Linked DNA regions of Homo sapiens: region 2 is linked to region 1. The links are chromatin contacts, found by Hi-C in ENCODE. All regions are on one chromosome and are shown on one strand. The core of a region is the stretch at or near the end of the contact, and the rest is flanking DNA. Distances in the headings are between cores, read along the strand shown. Region 1 overlaps TBC1D22A (TBC1 domain family member 22A). Region 2 overlaps TBC1D22A (TBC1 domain family member 22A).

Region 1 (7,796 bases), core at 3,368-5,867:
TCTAAGGCACTGACAGAGGGGCTGCAAACGGTTGGTCGACTCCCTGTTGCGCCAGGTCTCTCCCTCGGCTTAGAGAACCATACAGGCTGCTCTGAAATCAGAGCCTCGATGAGGCATCACTTAAACTTCTTATACAACCTGCTTTAAAAACTCACTGCAGTTAGTCATAGACTAGTTCATGAGCCTAGAATCACCTCTAGCTGGCTCTCCACTGCCTTCCAACAGCAAGCACTCCTTCCCTGTTCTCTCGGGTCCCTGAAGGAAAGCTTCTAGCATGAGATTTATGCCCGCAAGGGTGGAGGACGACCTGAGTTCCACTAGAATACTTCTGGGGCTCTTCTGACACCGCCTCCGCGATACCATTTTTTTGGAGGGAGTGGGGAAAGTTACAGGCAGAAGTATATAAAAATTAAAAGCTTTAAAGCCGCTCTTAATGAGCAAAAACTTCCTATCACAAAGCCATCATCCAACTAACTTAGATCACTCTCCCAACTATTTAATAGTTTCCCAACCCCTCCCTTCTAAGAAGGAATGTCACCCAGAAAGAATATCTGCTGCTCAAGAAGTGTTTGCAGTCTTCCCTCCGGGTATTTACTGTGTAGAGCGCGTGCGCGCGCGCACACACACACACACACACACACACACACACACACACCCACTAGGGTACCTTGACTATTTCTCTAGGTGCCATCAGAACTGGTCCTCTACATGTTTTTAGATGTTTTACATAAAAGTGTCCATTTACAATGGAAACTTTTTCATTTCAAACCCCATTTTCCCTCCCTGGAATGAGTGGGGCACTCCTCTCCAAACACAGAGGACCAACAAGCCTGGGTGCCTCTACTACAGGGTTGTTTTGTACATAAAGCCCTTTGTAAGAAAGGACTCAAAAGTCCTAACCTGAGAAAAACACAGACCTCAGACATCATCAACAGACCTGGCAGGCATGACTTAGACCAACAGGAAAACCCAACACACCCCACATTTTCCTACAGACACGTCCACACAGTGGGGCAGGAGGAGCGTGTGAAGAGAAGGGATAGAAGAAAGGCAGAGAAGCAGCAGAATGCGTAACAATGATCATTCTCAACGTGCAGAAAATGTTCTTGACAAACAGAAGTGAGGAAAATGACACATAACATAAACCAGGCCAACCTTCATGCCTTAGGACCTACTGGGTACGTCTAGGGCAGATACTGGTAGATATGTAAACCAGCACTGGCTAGGTGACTTCTGCTCCTCCGAAAAGGTGTATTCTGGCCTTTACAACTCTCCAGGACACCTGAGGCCAGGCCTCCTGCCTCCCAGGTCTCCCATGGTGGCAATCTCTTCTACACTATTTCTCCTATGTGGGAATCTAAATGTCAAACTAATGGCACAAAACATACCAAATGCCTCCAGGTTAGGCCCACCTGGGGTCTCCAAAAATGAGGGAGAGGTCACCGCAGAACTGGTTTTCCACACTGCAGAGTCCTCAGTCCAGTCCCAATTGACCAAAGATCATTAGTTGCACAGCCGATAAGGAAGGCTGATGGCCTCCAAGGCCCGGCCCTGGACTGCTGAACCCCACGCGAGATTCCACAGAAGGGGACACCCGCCTAAACAGTCTCTCGACGGCACCAGCACCGGGTTCTGAAAACCGCAGGAGTTGTTTTGTTTTTTGTGGAATGTATACTGACGTACAGAAAGGGGAAATGACAGGATGTCTGGGGTTTGCTTTGAAATACTCCAGCAAAGGAGAAGGAAAAGAAAAAGAAAAAGAAAAGAATGGGACAGATGAGAGGCTGGTGGCATATCTTGATACCCGCCGAATCCGGGTGAAGATGAGAGGCTGGTGGCATATCTTGATACCCGCCGAATCCGGGTGAAGATGAGAGGCTGGTGGCGTATCTTGATACCCGCCGAATCTGGCTGATAGGTGTGTTGCTTCACTGCACTGTTCTCTCGATCTTTGTGCATGTTTGAAATTTTTTATAACACAGTTTTTTTTGTTTTTTAAGTGTGAGAGATGGTAAAGGTGGCCCAGGCCTGATGACAATGATTGATGATATTCCCATTGGGGAAAACTCCGTCCATTTCCCGAGGAGCAGAGCCTTTCCCTCTTCTGGAAAAGAAGTCACCCTTCCTCCCACACTTAAGCACCCCACAGCCCACAGTGAACTGTCTCCTCTGACCTCAACACTGCTTGCAGGGTAGCTCTTCAAAGACGGAAAGCATAGGTGAGTAAGCGATGTCGCCACGCCCACTGACAAACATACATACAAATGGATCAGTGCTGCTAGCAACAAATCCAACTCACTAAACCATTCTCATTGAAAGATCACAACAGCTATTGCCTGTTTGCCTCATTATTTAAAACCACATCATGGTATATGTGTGCTGTTGAGATAGATGAGTAACAGGAGAGGGGAGAAAAAGCACTCGGCACATTGCTGCCTTCCAGATGCATTGTGATAAACTCCATGGTTTCTGCCTGGCAACAATACTAATGGCAAGATACCCATTTCTTGTCCCAGACAGATGGATGTCTAAAAAGCATCTCATCTTTTAAACACAGAATTTTTTTACCCCTAAGCCAACATCCCAGCCCTCCCACAGAGCCCTGGCTGTTGCCAGCTCCCCGGCTGCTCCTGCGGGCCGACTGCAGCAAGGCGTATCCTCCTCCTGGAATCGGCTCGCCGCGGTTCCTTCCTGAGGGCTGGCGACCCAACGCAAAGCAGGAACGACAGACTCTGAAGTCCCCAGCTTGCAACTAGTACATGATCATCATTCTATCACTTTCAAATAAAAGAGCCTAATATTTTGAGCATAATGATTTTAAGGAGCTCAACAATTTCTTGGCATGCATTATTCATTTTGGGACACAACACTGTTATTTCACTGAGATTACTGTAAATCGCTACATGAAGAGCTGGCTTGCATGAACAATTAAATGATAGATATGATAAACTAGATTTATAAGCTTTATGTTCCCATAACATAAATTCCTTGAATGATTTAACTCAGCAGAGCTAGAAAATTCTTTCCAGACACCAGGTTCGTGGATCTCCAGCTCCCCCATCAGCATTTAATGAAAACTTACCTCAAAACCGAAAGGAAAAATATTTAATAAAAGGCTTAATATTACTACGGTAACCGCAGCAAGTTGTTTCAGAAATGAATAATAATAGCTCTGTTAGGTGCTTCATTAAAAATTTTCCAACCAAATACTGCCCTTAATCTTCTCCATGGAACAAAAGACTTATTCAGGATCCATGTAGAAGACTGAAAATAACGTCAGATACAACCTTGTGCCCAAGCACAGACGTCCTTACGTCTCAAGCACAGAGAAAGATGGAATCTAATCAGCTAAGAGGAGAGAAAGTTGGGTATTTATCCTAAAACAATTGATTAACAATCTCAATATCCCACTGTTACGTTCTTTCCTCCACGGATCAACAAAGACATTCCTCGTCTCACCAAAATGGCCTTCTCCTGGCACAGGCAACCGCCTGCAGATAATGCAGGAATCAAAGACTACAGTCACTGGACGCCAGGGTATGACCAAGAAACACCAGGGCCCACTGGACTCCAGGCACAGACAGGACTCCCTTCTCCAGAGAATTCCAGAGTTGGAGAAGTCCTAGAAACCAAATCTGACTATGGCACAGGACTTTTGAGACCACCCAGGCAATACTTGCTGGCATGAAGGAGGGCGCAGCATCTCCAACCCAACAGTCTCCTACCACTCTCCACTTAAGAGCCCAGTAGGACCCCTGGGCCTGGGATGACCCCGCTCAGACGTCCAGGCCAGCCTCACTGTGCTCAGACCGTCAACTGCTATGATGCCTGCAAGTGAGCAGGAGGGCTTCATTACAACTGGGTAAGTGACTGCTCCAGACCCCACGGGGGACCCAGATGGAAGCATCCAGCTCAGCCCAACCCTTCCCAGGAATCACTCGGCCCCACCTCTGCCTGGTTCACTCTGGCTGTGCTGTGCTCCTCTACCCACCCATAAGCTCTCCCCATCCTTATACCCAGTCTCCTGCAAACTCACTTCTGTCCCACCACGTCAAGCTGACGACTCAACCACACAGACATCTGGCACACACTCAGTCACTAGCTTTATGCTGGTGGCTACACTGCCTGGCACAGAGGAGGTGCTTAATGAATGCCCACAGGGGGTACAATCAGAGGGAGACAGGGCTGCCCAGATGCTTTATAACTAAATGCAACTAAGCTTATAAACTTCTCCAAAGAGGAGAGTAAGAAGAGAAGGAAGCAGCACGCAGTGGAATAGTTCACGGTCTACACAGCAGTTAACGGTGTACTCAGTGACTGCTGGACATGGGCACCGTGGCATGGCAAGACCACAGACGGGGATGCTTCTCAATGAGACTCCTACTTGGAATGCTTAGAACGGCTTGATAAGAATGTGCTTGGACCAGAGTGCCCACGCCCAGCATCTAGCATGCCTTACCCACATGTTTACACCCACAGGAAGGCTGGCTGGCCAGTCCAGCCCAAGCTTGTACTCCTTTGCAAATGACAGCCAAGAAGACAGAGACCGTGTGACCCTCAAGACCGAACAACCCCACAAACATCTATCTGCCTTGAGATGTCCTGACCCCATCCCAAATGCTTTCTGGCCCCAGCACAGCCAACGGCATCTGCCAGCATGATGAATGGAAGGCAGCTGTCCTTCCCGATGATGTGAGAACACAGGGTGCTGCCGGGTGCTACTCCCCAGGCTGTGTTTACGCTCACAGGTCAATCCGCTGTGAATGAGATGCAGTTTATTTTCATTAACAGAAAAGCTTGGCCTCCTTCACCCCAGGGAACTAGGATATCATACATCTCAGTTTACCCAGTTCACCGCTCACCTGCCCCTCTTAAACTGTTAAGAGTGCCCCGTTTACCCCCAAAACAGATGATAAACAATATGGCCCCTCTATTGAAAAACCCCAGAAGTCTACAGACGTCATCTACAGAACGCGTGATACCCACTCCCAGCCCCAACTTGCTGGATGGGTGTAAAGGCGTCACCCAAAATGTACTGGGGGCCACACTCTGTGCTCTTTTGGGCCCAGATAACAAAGGGGGCATGCTGAGGTGGCTTAATAACAGTGAATGATTCATATTTGGGACAGCTTCAGAATAAAGCCGAGTCTCAATCCCCTGGCATCCCAGGAGGAAGAGCTGCTGCAGCACCGGCCGGGCAGCCACTGTATACCCGTGGCTGTTTTATCTCTGCAGGGGAGTTATTATCATAAAAATCAATGACAACAACAACAGCTGACTTGACTGAGCGCTGCTCTGTGCAGGTGGTGGTTTGTATTACTGTATTAGTACACCGAATGCTCGTAACAACAGAAGCAAGTGATTCCCACTTGACAGATGAGGACCCTGAGCTAAAGGCGAGCAGCAGAACTGGCTCAGTGCCTCCCCTTGAACCACCACATTACAGTGGGTCATTTCACAAATGATGCCCTGAAATCCGGCCACCCAGCTGAACGCATGGAACTAAATCCATTTCCCACCAACTGCCTCAGGTACGCACAGTGTGCTCGAGGCACTGCAGACACTCAGAGACAGCCAAGTCCCAGGGTACATCAGGATCCCAGCCCTGCCATTCTGCACTCCTTCCATCTCCTCATGAACATGGGCCGCAGCACCTCCTTCAGCTCCCTTCTCATCGATGTCACCCAGACACTGCTCCATTCAACTGTGATGCTGTCAAGGCATGCCCTGGGCACGCAACAGCAGCTCTGGAACATCCCTACCTGTCAGGGCGCCAAAGCCCTCCCTCCCCAACTCATCTCCCGAAGCTGCCCGCTGGGCGTGGCTACACAGTGTGTGCACTGCCAAAGGGCCCTGGAGAACGTTCTGCAGTAAGGCTGATGTTCTACAGTTTGATCGGAGATCGCGCTGCACAGGTCATGCATTTGTTAAAACTCATCCCACTGATTTTTGTGCTGCAGGTTTGTACATTTCATGGTGTAAATATTACCTCCACGAAAACCCTAAATCAAGTTAATGACATGCATACTCAAGTGTTTACGGGGAGAACTGATATCTACAACTTACTTTGAGATGCATCCAAAAAGAAGAGACGGAATGATGGATGGACAGACAGAGACAGAAAGAGAGATGGAGGAGACCTAACATACTCTATATGGTGGCCTCAATGGATGGCCATGACAAGTCTTTCAGCTTTTCTCCATGTTTGAAAAGTTTCAAATAAAATGTTAAAAATAAATTCCAAGTCTTAGATCCCATAGAGACCCAAACCCATGACTGCTCAGCCTATATGGCTTTTGGCCGAATGAGATCCCACATCTTAGTTGTCCCTATCATTCAAATGGCCCCAAAGAAAGCAGCTTGTTATTTCAGCTCTGGGTTCTTCATGCCTTTACCAAAGAATGCAAAATTGATGGTGCCTGTTTTAAATTAAGGAAAAGTTTTTAAGTTGCAGCAAAAATACCTATACCTGTAACTTACAAACCCATCTATCCTTGTTTCATGTTGGATGGGCCAAATAATAATACAGAATGTTATTATTAGGGATACCAGGAATATCTGGATGCAATTTTTTTCCAGCTTAACAGATGTAACCAAAAAGTAAAAATGGTATGCAAATAAGATGTTCAACATGGGATTCAGATTTACGTAGACATTGTGAAATTACTACCAAAATCAAGTTAATTATATCCTTCACCTCACATGTTACAGTTACCTTGTGTGCGTGTGTGGTAAGAACACTTAAAACCTACTTTCTTAACAAATTCCAAGTATACCATACAGTACTGTTAACTATAGTCATCATGCTGTACATGAGATCCCTAGAACTGATTCATCGTATAAACGAAAGTTTATACTCTCTGGCTCACATCTCCCCACTTTGCAGCCCTCCAGTTCCTGATAACCACCATTCTACTCTCTACTTCCAGGAAGGCAATTTTTTTGGATTCCACATATAAGGAAGATGATGAATATCTTCTGGGTCTGGCTAATTCCATGTAGGATAATGTCACCCAGGCTCATCCATGTTGCTGTAAATGACAGGGTTACCTTCTTTTTTAAGGGTGAATAATATCACTGTCTCACTCCATTAGTACTGTTAAAACAAAATACCTGAGACTGGATAATTTATAAAGAACAGAAAATTTTTTCTCACGATTCTGGAGGGTGAAAGTCTAAGATCAAGGTGCTGGCAGGTTAGGTGTCTGACAACGGCCCTCTTGCTGTGTCCTCACATGGCGGAACGGCCAAAAGGGACAAATGTCATGTCCTCACATGGCCAAATAGCAGAAGAGAGTGAACCCACTTCCTCAGGCCTCTTTCTAAGGGCCCTAACCTCATCCATGAGGGCTCCACCTTCATGAATCACATCACCTCCTATAGGCCCCACCTTTGAATACTATCACATTGCTGATTACATTTCAACACATCCATTCTGGGGATCATTAAGGCCATGGCAATCCCATTTTCTCTCTCTCTCTTTCTCTCTCTCTCTCTCTCACACACACACACACACACACACACACCCATTTTCATTACTCATTCATTCATCGGTGAATACTTGGGTTGTTTCCATGTCTTGGCTATTGAGAATAATGCTGCAATGAACACGAAGGTACAAATATCCTCTACGAGGCACTGACTTCATTTCCTTTGGATATATACCCAGAAGTGGGATTGCTGGATCATCTGACAGTTCTGTGTTAAATTTTTTGAGGACCCTCCATACCGTTTTCCATAAAGGCTATATCAATTTACATTCCCACCAATGGTGTAAAAAGGTTCCCCTTTCTACA
Region 2 (7,796 bases), core at 2,398-4,897, 330 kb before region 1:
GCTTGCAGTGAGCCCAGATTGCACCACTGCACTCCAGCCTGGGCGACAGAGTGAGACTCCATCTCAAAAACAAAACAAAACAAAAAACAGAAAGTTGAGCAGGAAGAGTTGTTCACAAGAGTATATATTGTATAATTCCATTCATATAATAAAAGTGTACAAATAAGCAGAACTAAAGGATGGTTTGGAAGTCAGCGGTGTGTCATGTTTGGGAGGAGGGAGCACACAGGGAGATCCAGTGTGGGTCATGTTCTATTTCTCAACCAGGGTTGTGGTTACATGGTGTATGAGACCATTCTCATGCTGTTAATAAAGACATACGTGAGACTGGGTAATTTATAAAGAAGAGAGGTTTAATAGACTCACAGTTCCACGTGGCTGGGGAGGCCTTACCATCCTGGCAGAAGGCAAGGAGGCACAACGTCATGTCTTACATGGATGGCGGCAGGAGAGAATGAGGGCCAAGCGAAAGGGGTTTCCCCTTACAAAACCATCCTATCTCGTGAGACTGATTCACTACCATGAGAACAGTGTGGGGAAAACCGTCGCCATGATTCAATTATCTCCCACCAGGTCCCTTCCACAATACATGGGAATTACAAGAGCTACAATTCAAGATGAGAATTGGGTGGGGATACATCCAAACCCTATCACATGGGGTGTCTGCTTTGTAATGATTCTCCGAGAGCTAGGTTTGTGTTGTGTCTGCCACTTCACAGCTTAAATGTAAAAACAGCAACAACGAAAAACCACTGCAAAATATTCAGAAAAAAATACAGACTAAAAGAGAGAGGGTATTTGTTTTGTATTGCTGCATAACAGATGATCATAGACACAGCCCAAGGTCACGCAGCCAGCCCTGGTGGGGGCAAGTGGCTGGTGAATGATTTTCATTTCTGTAACCATTGGTGATGTGAACTTCTCATGGGTCACCTGCACCACTTTTGTGAACTGCCCATTTTCTGTGCTGTGCCCATTTTTATCAATTTCCAGGAACTCCGCATGCTGAGGAATCTGAATCCGCCTTGCCTAGGTGAACCAGCGTGTCATTCACACTTGTCTTTGGTGATGAAGGTTGGGTCTTAGTCGTCCCTGCCATTTGCTTTGGTAGCGCATACTACGGATATATATCATCAGTCTTTTTCTATCTTGTTTTTGCCACTGGCGTCATGCTAAGAAAGCCTTTTACCATTCCCAATGATAAAAATAGCCATGTATTTTTGAGTATTTGGGGGTAATTTTTATATTTACATCCACTTATCTGGAAGTTGAATATAATTTTTTTTCCTAAAAGAATAATCAGGCCGGGCGCGATGGCTCACACCTATAATCCCAGCACTTTGGGAGGTCGAGGTGGGCAGATCAGTTGAGGTCAGGAGTTCGAGACCAGCCTGGACAACATGGTGAAACCCCGTCTCTACTAAAACTACTAAAAAAATTAGCTGCGTGTCATGGCGGGCACCTGTCATCCCAGCTGCTCGGGAGGCTGAGGCATTAGAATCACTTGAACCCAGGAGGCAGAGGTTGCAGTGAGCTGAGATCACACCACTGCACTCCAGCCTGGGCCACAGAGCAAGACCCTGTCTCAAGAAATAAAAAAATAAAAAAAGAAAGAATAGCCAGCCTCATCTTGTCAACAAAATGGACTACGGCTGGGTCACTCACACAGGACCATGTAAGCGGCCGTGTGCCTCCTGGGTGGAGGCCATCCTGTGCTGGGGACCCTCCATGCCAAGGAGCTGCAGGGTGGGTGTGGAAAGGCCTCACAGCTGAGTGGGGGCCACCCCAAGCAGCCCGCAATCCCGCAGGGCAAAGTGCAGAGCCAGAAGGAAGCCAAGGGGCTGGGGCTGAGAGAGGAGAGGAACGGTGGGGTGGACTGGGGCTGGGAAGGCCCCAGGGAGGTCCACACCCCGAGGGGTCTGAGTCTTGGGCAAACTCCCCAGGACTGCGGCCGAGAGCAGATCACTGGGGCCACAGGGCTGACGAGGAGCCTCCAGCTCTGGAGGACGGCGGCATGGAGGCTGGCATGCTGCAGCCTGCGATGGCGCGTGTCATTCTGCAGCCTGTCCCCAAGTCCTCAGCGGAGTGGGTCTGCTTGAACACAGACAGTATTCCTCCTGTTTCCATCCATCGGTGACACGGCACAGAAGCGTCCCACCTCCTAGTTCTTCCAAAAGTACAAACCACAGAGACTCTCCATCTCCTACTCCCCAGGACCCCAATGCTCCCCGACGCGTCTGACCTTGCCAAGGGCACAGCAGTGGTGCCAGCAGGCCGAGCCTCTCCCTGGGACCGGGCAGGGTGAGGTGCACAGGACAGCAGCCACCACAGGTCAGGGATTGATTTCAGGACCCCTGGGCTCGGGCCACCCACAGGAGCAGAGTCTGCACAGGCTGTGAAGACCTCAAGTTGGGCCCGAGGAGCCAACTGCTGAGCTGCAAACTCCGGGGAATCGTGAAGGTGAATGGCAGTTGCTGGGCTGTGACCTGGAGTCAGGAGCTGAACACCTGGTGGCTGCTGGGGACAGCCGATCTCCGTCCTGCAGCCTACGACCCTGCAGACCACAGCCAGGCAACAGTGAGGTCAGCCCATGTGCCGGGCCACCGGGCCCAGGAAGGCAGCCCTGCCTGGCTCAGCTCCGCACTGGGTCACTGTGGAAAGAGAGGTGAAGAGGCTACTCCCACTTTGTGGAGCCACCAGCCCACCCGTGGGGACAGGAGCACACCCCACACCTACGGGGACAGGAGCACACCCCACACCTGGTCAGTAGTGCGCACCCCACACCCGTGGGGACAGGAGCACACCCCACACCCGTGGGGACTGGAGCACACCCCACAGCCGGTCAGTAGTGCACACCCCACACCCGCGGGGACAGGAGCACACCCCACACCCGCGGGGACAGGGGCACACCCCACACCCGCGGGGACAGGGGCACACCCCACACCCGCGGGGACAGGGGCACACCCCACACCCGCGGGGACAGGGGCACACCCCACACCCGCGGGGACAGGGGCACACCCCACACCCGCGGGGACAGGGGCACACCCCACACCCGCGGGGACAGGAGCACACCCCACACCCGTCAGCGGACAGCACAAGGCAGTGGAAAGCCAAGTGCTGCCAAGGGAGGGTCCCGAGGGTGGGGCACCCAGGGGGGTGTGGGGTACCTGAGGGTGGGGCACCCAGACGGGGTTACTCAGAGGGGTGTGGCGCACCTGGAAAGCTGCCCTGAGAAACTGAGGCCCTTTGAAGGGCCTTGCTTCAGTAACACAGGGCAAGGAGGGTGTTTCAGTGTGTGGGTGAGGGTGAGGCAAGTGTATCCCAGGAGAGGCGGGGGGGACCCCAGACCCTGGTGCCTACCCCGGAACAGCCCTTTTCAAAGCAGGTGCTTGACAGATGTGGCCCAAGGGGAGGTCCCTTGTTCAGGAGCCTGACAGGGGCCAGCCTGGACCCCACACTCCCGTGTTCCAGCTAGTGCAGAGCCGGGCTTCGGGGGTCAGACTGGTTTCTGAGTCTTGCCCCGCCCGGGCAAGTGGCATCCCTGCACCACCTGAGCAGCTGCAGCCCCATCTCCCTGAGAGGTCCTGCGGGGGGCAGCGAGATCACGGGTGCTGCCGGGCCCACGCTGGTGCGCCGCAATGGCCCTGAGCTCAGACCCTCGGCAGGGCTGGGCCAGGGTGCCCCTGTCCTCGATGGGCAAGTCCTCGAATCACAGGCCAAGGCCGCGGCTTTGTCACTGATCTTTATTCCGTGTTTTTAGCGCACCACATCCAGACAGCACACCCCGAACATTCCAGATGGATCTGCTCAGACTTAAGGCCCGCGGCCAACACCTCTCACATTCAGTCTTGGCGTTTACATACATGAGGAAATGCACACAGGGCTGAACTCCGTGGAGCTTCCTGTTTAAAACATCAACCACCTCGAGAAGCAGGTCAGTTGTGTCCGCAGCCTTCTGGCCACACGGCATGATCTGAGCTGGAGAAGGGGATCCTCCCAGGGCTGATCTCGGCAAAGCGACATGGGGCTTCCTGCACACGGCCGAGGGGCGGCTCTTCTTGTGACGGAATCCCCTCCCCATCTAGAAAAGGAGGCGGCAGGAGGAGGAGGCATGGCTGGTCTGAGGAACCCTTGACCCTGGGGTGGGGACACGGAAGGCAGGGGTAAGGCGTGCCCGCATCTGATGTGAAGCAAGCCCATCCCTTTGCTGGTTTGGGAGCATCTGACGTTTGCACAGCATTTTGTGCTAATTTCCATGCTGTGTGTAATGACCCTGGATTTTTAAAACAGAAGCAGAAACACACACATCACTTATGCCTGTATGTCCCACAGTCTCTGGCAGTGTCCTAGGGCCTGGGAGAGGACACGGCTGCTCCTGAGGGACAGAGGAGAGTCTGGGAAGTCAGTCACCAGTGGGTCGCTGAGGACGTGAGCCTGTCCTGGGCTCAGGGATCAGACAGACTGTGGCTGTGGCCCTGCCCGCATTCCAGGGGTCATGCAGCCTGTGACACACCGAGGGAACGCTGGGAAGCCAGTCCCAAGGCCCCTGGAGCCAAGGACACAGCCCTAGCAGGGCGCTGGGCAGGGACCAGCTCTGGGCCCTTCCGCACTTAGAGCCCCAAGGAACCAGTCCACAGCGGGAACCAGTCCAGGGCAGAACCAGTATACAGCGGGAACTGGTCCACGGCGGGAACCAGTCCACGGCAGAACCGGTCCAGGGCAGGAGTGGTCCAGGGCAGGAGTGGTCCATGGCGGAACCGGTCCATGGCGGAACCGGTCCACGGAGGAACCGGTCCATGGAGGAACCGGTCCATGATGGAACCAGTCACACCTCCCCTACACCTGGCAGACCTGGACAAGGACAGCAAGTCCCAGGAAGTCTCCAAAAGCTCATTCCGCTTCCAGGCTGCGGTGAGAAGAGCACTGTGGTTCAGGGCTTTGATGACAGGGACGCGACCCCCTGCCCGTCTGCCAGCCCAACATGGCCCGACAGCCTGGGTGGGCCTCCAGGGGCTCTGGCTGAGGCCGGCGCCTACCTGCGTGGCGGGGCCACTTGGCCCTGGACCTCAGGGAGGTGGGGGTTTCTCTCTTGTAAAAGAGGTTCAAGGTGGAAAGTAAGGCGATGGCGAGGCCTCCCTCTGCTCCCAGCCTTTGGTCCCACGGCCTCCCAGGCACTCGGCGGGCTCACGGCTTGGACTCCAGCCTTCAGCTTCCCAGCCACGTTTAAACCAAGCAAGCAGGAAAACACACGGAGGGAAAGGGCCAGCAGCAGTGAAATACAGCTGTGAGGGGACCTCGCGGCACAGAGACCCCGGGTCAGCGCAACGTCTCGGTCTAGATTTTGTCTACATTTTATTCTTTCACTCAACAGAATAGAAGTTTTGCATTTCAGAGTAGGTATGAGATGGCCACTACCTCGTTCCGGCCCTGGCACCCAGACAGCAGGACTCCAAAGAGGGTCGGCCTCCTAGGCTGCCCCGGACTAGGGGCAGCACGAGGCAGTCATTTGGCAAGGACATTGCAGGGAGAGGGAGAGGGGACCCCTGACCTGCCTCTGGCCGCCGAACCCGGGGCCCTCCCCTGGCTCTCTTTGGTATCTCAGAAAACAAAGGCTGTCCCTGTCTTTGTCAGCCCTAGACCAGGTCTGTGGCCCATCTTCACCAGCTCCCCTGGAGGGTGGGGCCACCTCACAAGGCCTTTTAGCAGCCCGGGACCAGCTCACAGGGGCCTACCACCAGCCAGGCAGGTGGGGCGCGCCACCCGGGACAGTGAGGCCAGCTGCGGGTGGGCCTGGGCTCATTTCTTGTAGTGATTGGGGGCGTCGGCAAAAGCAAACTTGAGGCGGTAGGCCTCGGCCAGCAACAGGCTGATGTCCTCATCATCCCAGTGGGCTGTGGGCAGGTTCTGGAGGAAGAGCAGCAGCTCCTGGGGAGAAAGAGACAAGCCCAGGTCAGAGGAGGTGACCCACGGTGGAGGGCGGGTGACCCCAGAAAACTGGAGGGAAAGATACAAGCCCAGGTCAGAGGAGGTGACCCACGGTGCAGGGCGGGTGATCCAGGAAAACTGGAGAGAAAGACACAAGCCCAGGTCAGAGGAGGTGACCCACAGTGGAGGGTGGGTGACCCAGGAAAACTTGCCCAGCCGGCAGCTGCTCCCTGCTCAACCCCAGAAGGGCCCCAGGCCTCGCCCCACGGCCACCGCCCCATCCCAGCAGCCAGGCAGGAGGCCCACTGCGCAGCTCCAAGTCCGGCATCTGAGATGTCGTGGCAGGGGCCGCCCAGAGCTTCATTTAACTGAATCCCCTGCCCCTCAGGGGGAGACCCAGCTCTCGGGGCCCTGCTGCAGCTTTGCAGCCTCCGCCCAGGAGCTTCCCACTCCCACAAAGCCTGTATCAGCCCAGGAAGTACCGCAGCACCCCTGGAACTGCCACTAAGCACAGATTTCTGTGCACCAGGAGACCCCTCCGGGCACCAGCACCATCAGCAGATGAAGCCCACACGAGGGGATCACAGAACGGAGCCGGCTCAGGCCCACCCCGGGAGCCCAGGAGCACAGCAAAGCGCCAACTGGCCCCTCCTGCATGACCACCTCACACCAGTGGGTTGGGGTGCAGGGCTCCACCAAACCCAGCTTCAGGTCTAGGTCCAACCTGGTGCCCTGGAACAATGACTCCACCCCGAGGCCCAGCTTCCTCCTCTGCAAAATGGGGCCACCATTTATTTATTTATTGCTTTCTAATGTGCTTATTTGCCTTAGACTGAGATTTAAAAATTAATTCCAGTTACAACCAAAGAAGGCCTTTCTGTGGAAGTGACATTTGATCAGACTCTTAAAATTCAGGTAGGATTCTCATAGGTAAAGATAGGAGGTAAAAGGTTTTACATAAAGGTGAATGACATGCATGTAAGTAGGAAAATAGGGAACTATAGGGAATAAGCAACAATTATAAGTCGTTCAGTGTGGATAAAATCATCTTACATGTGTATTTTTAAAATCTCGCCTCCTGTACCCTTCATTCTCCCATTCTACTTCCCAGTCACAGCATTTATTGCATTGAATTCACATAGTACAAATTTTTATTTACTGTAGTAAATTACTGTCAGGGCTGCTGGACAGACTGGGAAAACACACATACGGCCAGCAGTACAGCCAGCACTGGGTGGGCACACAGTGGGCTCCATGGGCATGCTAGGTAGACACACCAGGCTCACTGAGCGGGCACACTGGGTGGACACACAAGGCTCACTGGGCATGCTGGGTGGGAACACCGGGCGGGCACACCGGACTCACTGGGCTCACTGGGCACTCTGGGTGAGCACACAGCTCACTGGGAGTGCTGGGTAGGCTCACTGGGAGTGCTGGGTAGGCTCACTGGGAGTGCTGGGTAGGCTCACTGGGAGTGCTGGGTAGGCACACTGGGCTCACCGGGCGCACTGGGCAGGTGCGTTGGGCTTACTGGGAGTGCTGGGTGGGCTCCTCTGGCCTGCAGCTGGGCCGTGTCTCAGATGGGCTATGGGGGCACTGAGTCCCACCCCCAAAAGACACATGGGCGACTGTCTCCAGAGCTCATGGTCTGGAGGCCGGGATGCGGACACTGAGGAGATGGAGACTGACCTACGTCCACTGAGGCCACAACGGGGAAGGAAAAGCACAGGTCCTCGGGGGACCCCCCACGACCACCGCCTGACAGCCCCGCCCTCCCACATGACCACGCCCACATCCACAGCTGCTGGCAGCCCACCAAGGGCAGGGCAGGTCTCCGGGGACCCCAACACACAGAGGGCTTGGCAGAAGTA

The links. A loop is a pair of places that touch in the nucleus more often than their neighbours do. Pooled maps may share reads with other maps.
Region 2: a map of IMR-90 shows a loop between it and region 1 (6-fold over the local background). The contact joins two enhancer-like sites. A Hi-C loop is called at or near these places in 3 of 168 maps with a recorded cell type or tissue (IMR-90, dorsolateral prefrontal cortex and endothelial cell of umbilical vein) and 8 of 50 pooled maps.

Annotation. Positions count from the first base shown.
Region 1 is chr22:46,840,778-46,848,573 of GRCh38, reverse strand. All of the region lies in intron 4 of TBC1D22A (TBC1 domain family member 22A), which reads right to left. Among named protein-coding and RNA genes, the nearest start is that of TBC1D22A-AS1, 71 kb to the left of the region's middle. Within about 2 kb of position 4,617, at least 2 of the 41 ENCODE cell types and tissues checked have a DNase peak (open chromatin) inside an H3K27ac peak, as active enhancers do.
Region 2 is chr22:47,171,627-47,179,422 of GRCh38, reverse strand. TBC1D22A (TBC1 domain family member 22A) reads right to left here. Exons shown (of 13, transcript NM_014346.5): 13 at 3,730-5,925. The coding sequence ends at 5,797. Among named protein-coding and RNA genes, the nearest start is that of TBC1D22A-AS1, 260 kb to the right of the region's middle. RefSeq lists enhancers at 2,482-3,572, 7,670-7,796. Within about 2 kb of position 3,647, at least 6 of the 41 ENCODE cell types and tissues checked have a DNase peak (open chromatin) inside an H3K27ac peak, as active enhancers do.